Linked DNA regions of Homo sapiens: region 1 is linked to region 2. The links are chromatin loops, found by intact Hi-C in ENCODE. Cell type or tissue: gastrocnemius medialis. All regions are shown on one strand. Links, peaks and the distances in the headings refer to the core of each region. The heading gives the core; the rest is flanking DNA.

Region 1 (4,890 bases), core at 1,619-4,118, 310 kb before region 2:
GGGACCATGGGCGCCTCCAGGCTCTATACCCTGGTGCTGGTCCTGCAGCCTCAGCGAGTTCTCCTGGGCATGAAAAAGCGAGGCTTCGGGGCCGGCCGGTGGAATGGCTTTGGGGGCAAAGTGCAAGAAGGAGAGACCATCGAGGATGGGGCTAGGAGGTAAGGATGGGGCAGGTCTGGCCATAGAACCGGCTTTCCCAGGGCACAGGGATTCGGGCTGTAGGGCCACACCCTTGGTTTCACCACTAAGAGCTAAGTGACCTGGAGCAGGGGGTTAAGCGTGAGCCTCAGTGTCTTCATCTCAGAATGAAGAACAGTCCGCAGCCCTTCGGACTCTTGTGAAGATAAAATGAGGAAATGAACTCGAAGGACTTAGAACGGTGCGCGGTGTGCGGTGCGTGCTGAGTGCGTGTTAGCTGTTGTGGTGCGGTGGTGCTGGGGGCTGCAGGGCGTATCTGGAAGCCTCTGTGCAGCAGCTTGAATTGAACCCTCCCAGCACCCTCACTGTTGCCGAAGGGCTCGTCAGTCACTTGGTTCCTCTGTCTGTTCAGTGGAGCTGATGATCGCTTTCATCTCACACTCGCTGTGCACAAAGCCTCACTGCATCCTCAACACAGCCAGCTTCACCTAGGAAGGAACTGAAGCCCAGAGAGGTTGAGCCGTTTACCCAAGATCACACAGTCCTCCAGACGCCCCTCAACCCTCACAGGGTAAATGAGATCATCTGTGTAAACATCGCTGCACAGACGTTAGCCCCCGTTCGTGTTTTTGTTCTGAGAAAGGTAGGCCAGCTTGCCTGGAGAGGAGAACTACAGAGTAAAGAGGGTCCTGGCACGGAGGAAAGCCAGGACGCTGCAGCCTAGTGGCTTTCCAATTTTTTCATCACAACCTGCAGTAAGAAATACGTTTTGTACTCTGATAGAGTGTACACACTCAGGTGTGCAGGTACAGCTAAAGTAAGTTGCAGTAGCCGCCCTTATTACATAAAAGGGGGCTCTACTTTTCCGATTCATTTCTCTTTTTTTCTCCAGAGGTGGGATCTCACCCATGGCACACTCTTGGCTCACTGCAGCCTCAAACTCTTGGGCTCAAACGATCCTCCTGCCTCAGCCTCACGAACAGCTGGGACCACAGGCACATGCCACCACGCTCAGTTCGTTTTTTAATTCTTTGTAGAGATGGTGTCTCATTAACTCCCAGGCTCAAGCGATCCTCCCTCCCGGGCCTCCCAGAGTGCTGAGATTGCAGGTGTGGGCCACTGGCTTGACCCTTTTTTTTTTTTCAATTGCAATCCACTAAGCCGATTTCCCGGGGTACATGGGTCCCAACCCTCAGTTTGGAGAGCCCTGTGTGTGCTTCCCCTCCAAGGCTTGGGACCCCAGACCGCAGCCACACGGACACGTTCGATCAGTCACTGTGGCAGGTGCCAGTGCGACAGGCTCTGTGCTGGGGGCCGCAGCTGGGGAGGAGGACCACTGGGTGTGAGTCGGGCATACAGCGTGTCCCTGCCAGGAGTGTGTGCAGAGCGACCACAGCACAGGAAACAGGAAAGGTGGCCCCGGGGGTTCTCTGCCCAGCCCTTTGTCTTTGATCTGCTAAGACTGCCCATCAGCTCATGGATTTCTGTAGCGCTGCTCTGTGTGGGGCCTGGGGACATGAGGAGGAACAGGTCAGTCCCTGCCTCTGTGGAGCTCTCGTGTCATCTGGCTGCCGGGTTCAGGAGACCTGCAGAAGGAGGTCTGGTCCATACCTCGTGGCCAGGGGCCTCCAGGAGAAAGGAAGGGAGAATAACTGGGCACCAGGAAAATGCTCTGAGGGCCTGACGTTGGCTGGGAGAGTGTGGAAGGAGGGAGGAAGGAGACATTTGCAGAAGCACAGAGGGCTGGAGGAGCGCCAGCTGTGCAGAGAAGTGGTGGGTGTGAGTGGAGCAGGCAGCGGTGCTGAGGAGGCTGGATGGAGGAACTCCAGGTGGCTGGATTTCCGCTTCTCGTCCTGCTGGTGACAAGCAAAGCACAGGCCCCCTCGGCAGCCCTGCTTTATTTTCTTCTGAACTTTGTCACGGTCGAAGGAACTTTCCTCCTACCCTCTGTAAATATTACACAAACAGAGGGACCATCACTCCAGACCCTCAAAGCTGAATACAGTGGTGGCTTGCTGTCAGACCAGGGTTTGAGGGGGGGAACTGAGGCACAGAGCCGGAAGCCTGTGACTTCCATCCTCGGGTGTAACCTGGAGACGGGGGTTTCACCATGTTGGCCAGGCTGGTCTTGAACACCTGACCTCACGGGATCCACCCGCCTCGGCTTCCCAAAGTGCTGTGATTACAGGCGTGAGCCACCGTGCCCAGCCGAGACCCTGTCTTAAAGAAAGAAAGAAAAAAATCCTTCGTTGGGGAGCATCTGCAAGCATGAGGAATGGGGGACACTGGAGCCAGACAGGCTGGTGCTTAGGGGTCCCAGGGCCCCGGGAACCCAGCAGCAAACAGCCTCGCCCTCAGGGGATGACGTACCATCAGCCACAGGCCACCAGCACGGCCCTGGGCTTCAGTACCTGCGAGTCTGAATGGATTTGCTCCTGGGGCAACCCCAGGCCCGTGCTGCTCAGGAGCGGGAGGCAGGGAGGAGCGTCGGCAGCCCGGTCTCTGGGGAGGCTGGTTCCTGCTTTATCCACGCAATACCCAGTCCTATTCTATCAGGAGGACCCCAAGATGGGCCCTAACTCCCAGGCCAAGAGCCGGTTTAGGCACCCTCCCCGCTTGCCTGCAGGGGGCAGGCCTGAGCGCCTAACCCCAGTCCAGAGGGCTGGACTCAGACCCTCCTCTGTGGGGCAGGGGACAGGCACGTAGGGAGTACTGAATTGTGGGGGTGTGCAGATTTGGGCTTCAGGCGCACAGTGTGAGCCGACCTTTCTAGACAGCATCCCTGGTCCCCAAAGACTAGCGAGGCCGGGGACACAGGAGCAGCGATGGGAAGCAGGCCCGCCGGAACCTCCGACTCCCACCTCCCCACGCCACGGACGCTGCACCACCCTGTGTTTTTGTTTCATGTATTTCTCACCCTGTTCCCCGTGTTCCGCCTGGGGAACCGAGTGCCATGGACAGAGCAGACACTTGGGCAGAACTGAACAGCGTCATCTTCGCCTGCCTGGCGCTCCCTGCCTGGGAAATGGAGCTTCAGCTCTGTCTCCCGGCGGATTCTTGATGCTTCCTACGCTGCCATGTGCTAGGGAAGATTAACTAAAATCAGTCACAATATCCCACTGGGAGGTGACGCTTTTTAAGACGAGCAACAGCCGGCCGCCAAGAGGCGGGTGAGGCCCCACTGAGCACTTCTATTGCATCTAACTGGGGAGCCATTTATACCCAAGTAGAAGCACACGTTCACTTTGTAGCTCAAGCCCAACTTTAATTAGCCATCTGTATGAATAAATGCTGATTCCAGGTCCGTTTCCTCTCCAGTCCCTGCAGTTTAAGCTGAGGAGGCATCGCTTAAATCAGACCATTTAGACCAGGCATGGTGGCTCACACCTGAAATCCCAGCACTTTGGGAGGCCAAAGCAGAAGGATCGCTTGAGCCCAGGAGTTCAGGACCAGCCTGGGCAACATAGCAAGACCCTGTCTCTACAGAAAAACACACACACAGAAAAATTAGCCGGGCATGGTAAGAGGAGGAGACTGAGGTGCCCAGCGGCTGCAGCCCGTGCATCCCCAGGGTCCCAGCACAGAGTGGGTGTTCAGAAGTGTCTGCTGAGGGACTGAGCAAGAACCCGACTGAGCACAGCAAGCAAACGCTCAGAACGGGAGGTCAGCAGCACCGCTGTGCCCAACACGGGTTTCCACCATAACCCGAAGTTGGAACGTTTTATTCTTCCATACCAAACAGGAGTTGAGAAGGCGGCTGGGTTCCTTGAGGTGTGGAATGTCATGCACTCCTCCTTTCTTGCGTGGAAAGCCCGAGGTATAAAGTGTGTATGATGTTTGCTTTTTTTTTTTTTTTTTTTTTTAAGACAGGGTCTAGCTCGGTTGCCCAGGCTGGAGTGCAGTGGAGTAATCCCAGCTCACTGCAGCCTCCAACTCCTGGGCTCAAGCATTCCTCCCATCTCAGTCTCCTGAGGAGCTGGGACTACAGGCGAGTGCCACCATGCCCAGCTAATTTCTGTCCTTTTTGTAGAAACAGGGTTTTGCCATATTGCCCAAGCTGGTCTCAAACTCCGGAGCTCAAGCAATCAATCCTCCCACCTTGGCCTCCAAAAATGCTGGGATTACAGGCATGAGCCACCCTGCACCCAACCTGTTTGCATTTTTATTTTTTAACTTTAAGCTATTAAGGGTTAATGTTTGCATTTCTTAAGGGAAAAACAGAGGAGAAAGAGCCAAAGGAAAAACACTGAAATGGTAGCATTCCTGGGTGATGAGTTTATGGCGTTTTGTTTCCTGGTTGTCTATAACAAATATGTAATTTTTAAATTAGCAACAGCGTTAGACTACTTCGGGGAAACCTGGCTCTGTGTGCCACGAAGCAGGGAAGGGCTTGTTCCCAGGCGCAGCAGCACTTGGGCATCCCGTGGTGAAGTCAGCCCCTTACACCTCCTCCAGGCACAGCTGTGGGGAGCATGTCCCGAGAAGGCGCAGGAAGAGGCCCAGGCCACGTGTCCCGTGTGGTCAGCCTGGGGACCAGAGTTAAAACCAGAGCTCCTCCTTCAGGAAACAGATCATAGAAGCCTGTGGTTTCATCCTGTGTTCTCAGAGAAGAGGCACCAGGCTGGAAAGACATTTCTTTGGGCAGACAGGCCCAGAGTATAGGGCCCAGGTTCCCAGAGCAAGCGTCCCAGGGCCCCGGCGGTCGTAACTACCGCTGCATGGGCTCTGATGCTCAGCCGCGGAAAAGCAAGT
Region 2 (5,582 bases), core at 1,886-4,385:
GCACTTTGGGAAGCAGAGGCAGGTGACTGCCTGAGCCCAGGAGATCGAAAACAGCTTGGGCAATACGGTGAGACCCCATCCTTAAAAAAAAAAATACAATATAATTTAAAAATAAAAAGAATAAAAGAACACGGTAAACCAAAAAAAGGAAGTAAAGAATAGCAGAAATTAACAACATGCAGTCTATCCCAATGCAATTATCAACCATGAGAATAAACATTTACATGCGAGAATATTTATGTAAAAGGAAAGCCATTATGACACTATTTTTTTTTTTTTGAGACGGAATCTCGCTCTGTCGCCCAGGCTGCAGTGCAGTGGCGTGATCTCGGCTCACTGCAAGCTCTGCCTCCTGTGTTCACGCCATTCTCCTGCCCAGCCTCCCAAGTAACTGGGACTACAGGCGCCCACCACCACGTCTGGCTATTTTTTTTTTTTTTGTATTTTTAGTAGAGACGGGGTTTCACCATGTTAGCCAGGAGGGTCTTGATCTCCAGACCTCGTGATCTGCCTGCCTCGGTCTCCCAAAGTGCTGGGATTACAGGCTTGAGCCACCGCGCTCGACTGACACTATTTTTTTGAGACAGAGTCCATTCTGTCGCTGGAGTGCAGTGGCACGATCTGGGCTCACTGCAACCTCCGCTTCCTGGGTTCAAGCGATCCTCCCCCTCAGTCTCCCAAGTAGCTGGGATTACGGCGCATGCCACCATGCCCGGCTAATTTTTTTATTTTTAGTAGAGACGAGGTCTCACCATGTTGGCCAGGCTGGTTTCGAACTCCTGACTTCAAGTGACCTACCCGCCTTGGCCTCCCAAAGTGATGGGATTACAAGCATGAGTCACCGCGCCTGACCTATGACACTACTTAAAATGATGAAAAATGAGAAATATAAACATCTGACAGTGGAGTGATTCAATTAATTATGGTCTATTCCTACAGCAAATAACATGTAGTCAATAACATTAACATATTATGTGGAGAAAACACTCACTATGATAGCAAGAGAGAAAGCAAGACACCAAAATTGTGTTTACAGTATGACCTCATTTTTTTTTCCCCAGAAAAATACAGCTTTATGTGTTATGAAAAGGCTGGGAGTAAATTAAAACGTTGATGGTTTAATTTTCCTCTTTACTCTTTTGTTCATGTTTTAAAGAACATGTATTACTTTGTTTTTTTTTTTTGAGACAGGGTCTCACTCTATCACCCAGGTCAGGGTGCAGTGGCACAATCATAGCTCACTGCAACCTCTACCTCCCGGACTCAAAGGATCCTCCCATCTCAGCCTCCAGAGTAGCTGGGACTACAGGTGCGCCACCAGGCACAGCTAATTTTTGTTTTTTTTTTTTTTAGAGATGACGTCTCGCTATGTTGGACCAGGCTGGTCTTGAACTCCTGGACTTAAGCAATCCGCTCGCCTCAGCCTCCCAAAGTGCTGGGATTACAGGTATGAGCCACTGCATCCGGCCCCTACTTTCATAATCAGAAAGAAAACAAATCTGATGTCTTAAACACACTAAATACAACGAGAACAACAATAAAACAAGTTTGTTCACGCCTTCTGTAGAACTGAACCTTGGGGTGCCCTGATCGTGGCTCAACTGGCTGAATTTCAGGCTCTAACTCTCCAGATCATTCTCTCGGGCTTCATCTTAACTTGCCCTCAGTCTGCCACAGATAATCCTTAGGAAGTGAAGGAAAGACATCTGATTGGCAGTTTCTGCCCTTCCTCCAGGACAGGGGAGTCCCCATCTGGCCCCTGCTCCCTGTCCCAGCCTCTGCGTCTGGTCTCTGGATAGGCAGTAAACAGCAGCACCACCTCCTTACCTCCTTCAGTGACCGTTTTAAACCAGTCCAGGAGCTTCTCCAAACAGGTGTCATCTGCCACCGGCTGCCTGGGATCTACCAGAACAGCACAGAGAGCCGGGAGCAGCTGGGCGCATTCTGGGTCCATGGTGAGGCCGCAGGCCCTGCAAAGGCAATGTGAGAGCCAAACCTCAATGCCCACTCCAGACCCAGCTCGCTCTAGTCACAGCAGCCCACCATGCCTGCTCAGGCCTGGGAAGGGGCCCCAGAACTTTCATCTCAGACCAGGAGAACCATGATCCCCAGACCAGAGGTCTGTACTGCAGGGATGGATGCAAAGCTTTGGTCTAGGTGGGGCCCTGAGCGCTGGTGGCGGGGCTGAAAGGGGCAGATGAGGGTCTAGCTGAAACCACAAGGCCTCCGGAACTCAAAGTCTGTCACCCTTGGTCTTTGGTGCAGTCGGGGCAACAGCGTGGTGCTGGCCCAGGCTGCAGGTGGGCCAGAGTCAGGGGCATCTTTGAGTTCCGGGGTCAGCCATGTGTGCAAGGGGATGTCTACCCATGCCCCAGGGCCAGCCTGGGCTGGAAAGTTTCTGTCCCTCCCAGCGTCAAGTGGTGGCTGCATTTGACGTCCTGAAGCCAGCAGGGGGGTGCGGAGGGGAAGGGGCGCCTGTCCGTGTGTCTGTCCCTCTCAGGGTCAGTGGTGGCTGCATTTGCTGTTCTGCAGCCAGTAGGAGGGTGAGGAGGGGAAGGGGCACCTGTCCGTGTGTCTGTCCCTCCCAGGATTAGTGGTGGCTGCATCTGAAGCCGGCGGGGGGGAGAGGGGGGCGGCGGGGTGCGGAAAGGAAGGGGCGCCTGTCTCTCCCAGGACCAGGTGTGCATCCGTGCGTCCAGCCTCGGGGGTGGGCGGGGTGGTCAGCGGCTCTGTCTAACCGGGGCACCGTCTGCCAATGCCCGGGAAGGCTGCGTCCCGGGAAGAGGAACCCTCCCCACACTTTGAAGTCAGTTTTGGCCGCGAGCGCCAGGCCCGAGAGTCCAGAAGGGGCGCCAGAGCAGGCGGCCACAGTCGGGCTGGGAAGCGAGCCCAGGTCGCGCACGCCCCGGGCTGGGCTGCTCCCTGGCCCGCCCGCCCCCCTCGGCCGGGTCTTGGCCTCCCCGCGCCCCACTACCACGACCTCGACCCCCGAAGGCCCACGCGCCTCACCGCTCGGTTGCGTCCTCCGCCGCAACCACCCCTCGCCCAAGGCTCCGCCTCCGGACAGTGCCACCTGCCAGGCCCGGAGGAGGCGGAGGACGGAGACGGCTGGCGTGGGGAACTGAGACTGCACCCCTGGAGGCCGCTCTGGAAGCCTCGAGGGCCCAGACTTGAAGGAAGGAGTTCAAGCTGAGAGGGGCTGGGGACAGGCAGGCGCCAAGCCGGTCGCTCCGACAGATCACCCCCGCCAGGCGCCTAGTGGTTCATGCCGAGCATCCGGTGGGTGGGCGGGGCGTCTCGAGGGCGGGGATCTCTGAGGAAGGCGCGGGGTTGTGTCCGGAGGGGCGGGGCTTCGCCTGCAGGGCGCCCAGTGTCTGCACCGGCGGGAGCGAGAAAACTATGTGCCGGAGAGAAGCGTCCTGATCCGTGCACCAAAGCCCTTGGTCATTTAGCTTCAGGTTCTCAAATTAAGTCCTCCGCGGCCGCGCTGTGGCTCATGCCTGTAATTCCAGCCCTTTAGGAGGCGCAGTTGGGAGGATTGCTTGAAGCCAGGAGTTGAGACCAGCCTAGGCAACAAAGCGAGACCCCATCTCTTAAAATTTAAAAAAAAAAAAAAAAAAAAAAAAAAAGGCCAGGCGTGGTGGCTCACGCCTGTAATCCCAGCGCTCTGGGAGGCCCAGGCGGGCGGATCACGAGGTCAGGAGTTCGAGACCAGCCTGGCCAACATGGCGAAATCCCGTCTCGTCTCTAATTTTTGTATCTCTAAGATATCAAAATTAGCCGGACGTGGAGGCGCGCGCCTGTAATCCCAAGTACTCGGGAGACTGAGGCAGGAGAATCTCTTGAACCTGGGAGGCGGAAGTTGCAGTGAGCCAAGATGGTGCCACTGCACTCCAGCCTGGGCTACAGGGCGAGACTCCGTCTCAAAAAAAAAAAAAGAAAATCAGCCAGACCTGGTAGCATGCGCCTGTGGTCCCAGCTACTCCAGAGGCTGAGGCGGGAGGATCGCTTGAGCCCAGAAGTTCAAGGCTGCAGTGAGCTATGATCCTGCCCCGGCACTCCAGCCTGGGCAACAGAGCAAGACCCTGTGTTTTAAGAAAGCAAACAGGCAGAAAAACTAGGTCCAAAAAATTGAGTTCAAAACACTAACTGTGTGTTCGAGAGTCTCAAAGCCAGTGGATAGACAAGGCTCATGTTCCCAAAGCATTGTTTTATAGCAAGATTGTTGGGAGCCAACACCAGATTTAGGAAACAAAGCAGAATTCCTATGGATATTAAAATTTAAAAATTTAAAAGCACTGACTTTGCTGGGTCACCTTTATTTTATTTATTTATTTATGGAGACGGAGTGTCACTCTTTTTGCCCAGACTGGAGTGCAATGGCTCAATCTTGACTCACTGCAACCTCCACCTCCTGGGTTCAAGCGATTCTCCTGCCTCAGCCTCCCGAGTAGCTGGGATTACAGGTGCGGGCCACCACGCCCAGCTAATTTTGTATTTTTAGTAGAGACGGGGTTTCACCATGTTGGCCAGGCTGGTCTCGAACTCCTGACTTTAGGTGATCCGCCCACCTAGGCCTCCCAAAGTGCTGGGACTACCAGCGTGAGCCAACGCGCCCAGCCGTGCTGGGTAACCTTGGAAAAGCAACTTCCCTGACGCTTGCATGCCCCCTGCACACACACACACACGTACATCCTTAGAACTACATGTGTGAAAAAGTTTGAAATGCACAGTTATCTTCCCTGAAATTTGGTTCCTCATTGTGAAATGAGATACTAACATTCACCCAGTTAGGTAATTGTGGAGTAAAGAAAACTCAACAACAGCACTGTGCTAAGTGCTTCACTTACTGTAAACTTGTATGATTCTACAGCAACGGTAGGAGAGTACCACTACCAGCCCATCAGATGAGGAAAATGAGGCACAGAGAGGCTAACTCATAAGGCCTTACAGCTACTGGATTGGCACAGTTTGGATTTGAACCCAAGCAGTCTGGCTCCAGATTTGAATATTGTATTGCACAGGTCCACAATTTTTTTTTTTTTTGAGGTGGAGTCTCGCTCTGATGTCCAGGCTGGAGTGCAGTGGTGTGATCTCAGCTCACTGCAACCTCCACCTCCCAGGTTCAAGCAATTCTCCTGTCTCAGCCTCCTGAGTAGCTGAGACTACAGGCACCCACGACCCCTGGCTAATTTTTGTATTTTTAGTAGAGACAGAGTTTCACCATATTGGTCAGGCTGGTCTCAAACTCCTGACCTCAAGTGATCCACCCACCCTAGACTCCCAAAGTGCTGGGATTACAGGCGTGAGCCACCATCGTGCCTGGCCCAGGTCCACAATTTCTTATCTCAAACTTTTGGGGACAAATGTTTTTTCAGAATTCAGAACTGTTCAGATTTTAGAAATGTGACATGGCACATGTACATTAAATATGAGATTACAGCAGAGTGTGACACACACCCCATAATTAAACGTATTAATAGTTATTCAGGGCCGGGTGCAGTGGCTCACGCCTGTAATCCCAGCACTTTGGGAGGTGGAGGCGGGCGGATCACGAGATCAAGAGAGCGAGACCATCCTTG

Evidence for each region. A loop is a pair of places that touch in the nucleus more often than their neighbours do. Peaks named below come from ENCODE experiments on the same cell type or tissue, not always from the same donor. Only the 100,000 strongest peaks of a DNase experiment are listed, where the experiment ranks them.
Region 1: it touches region 2 in a loop (2.5-fold over the local background); 3 of 110 quality-filtered maps call a loop at or near these places.

The regions. Positions count from the first base shown.
Region 1 is chr7:2,244,569-2,249,458 of GRCh38, forward strand. NUDT1 (nudix hydrolase 1) reads left to right here. Exons shown (of 4, transcript NM_002452.4): 2 at 1-158. The coding sequence starts at 7. Among named protein-coding and RNA genes, the nearest start is that of NUDT1, 4.8 kb to the left of the region's middle. RefSeq lists enhancers at 1,388-1,437, 4,694-4,773. In gastrocnemius medialis, for the core only: a CTCF peak has its summit at 2,761 (motif pointing right); no DNase peak of the experiment used is centred there.
Region 2 is chr7:2,552,478-2,558,059 of GRCh38, forward strand. It overlaps BRAT1 (BRCA1 associated ATM activator 1), which reads right to left and starts at 3,047. Exons shown (of 14, transcript NM_152743.4): 1 at 3,010-3,047; 2 at 1,828-1,970. The coding sequence starts at 1,954. RefSeq lists a silencer at 2,802-3,041 and an enhancer at 2,954-3,631. In gastrocnemius medialis, for the core only: no CTCF peak of the experiment used is centred there; a DNase peak (open chromatin) is centred at 3,324; H3K4me3 peaks cover 1,985 bases; H3K27ac peaks cover 1,466 bases.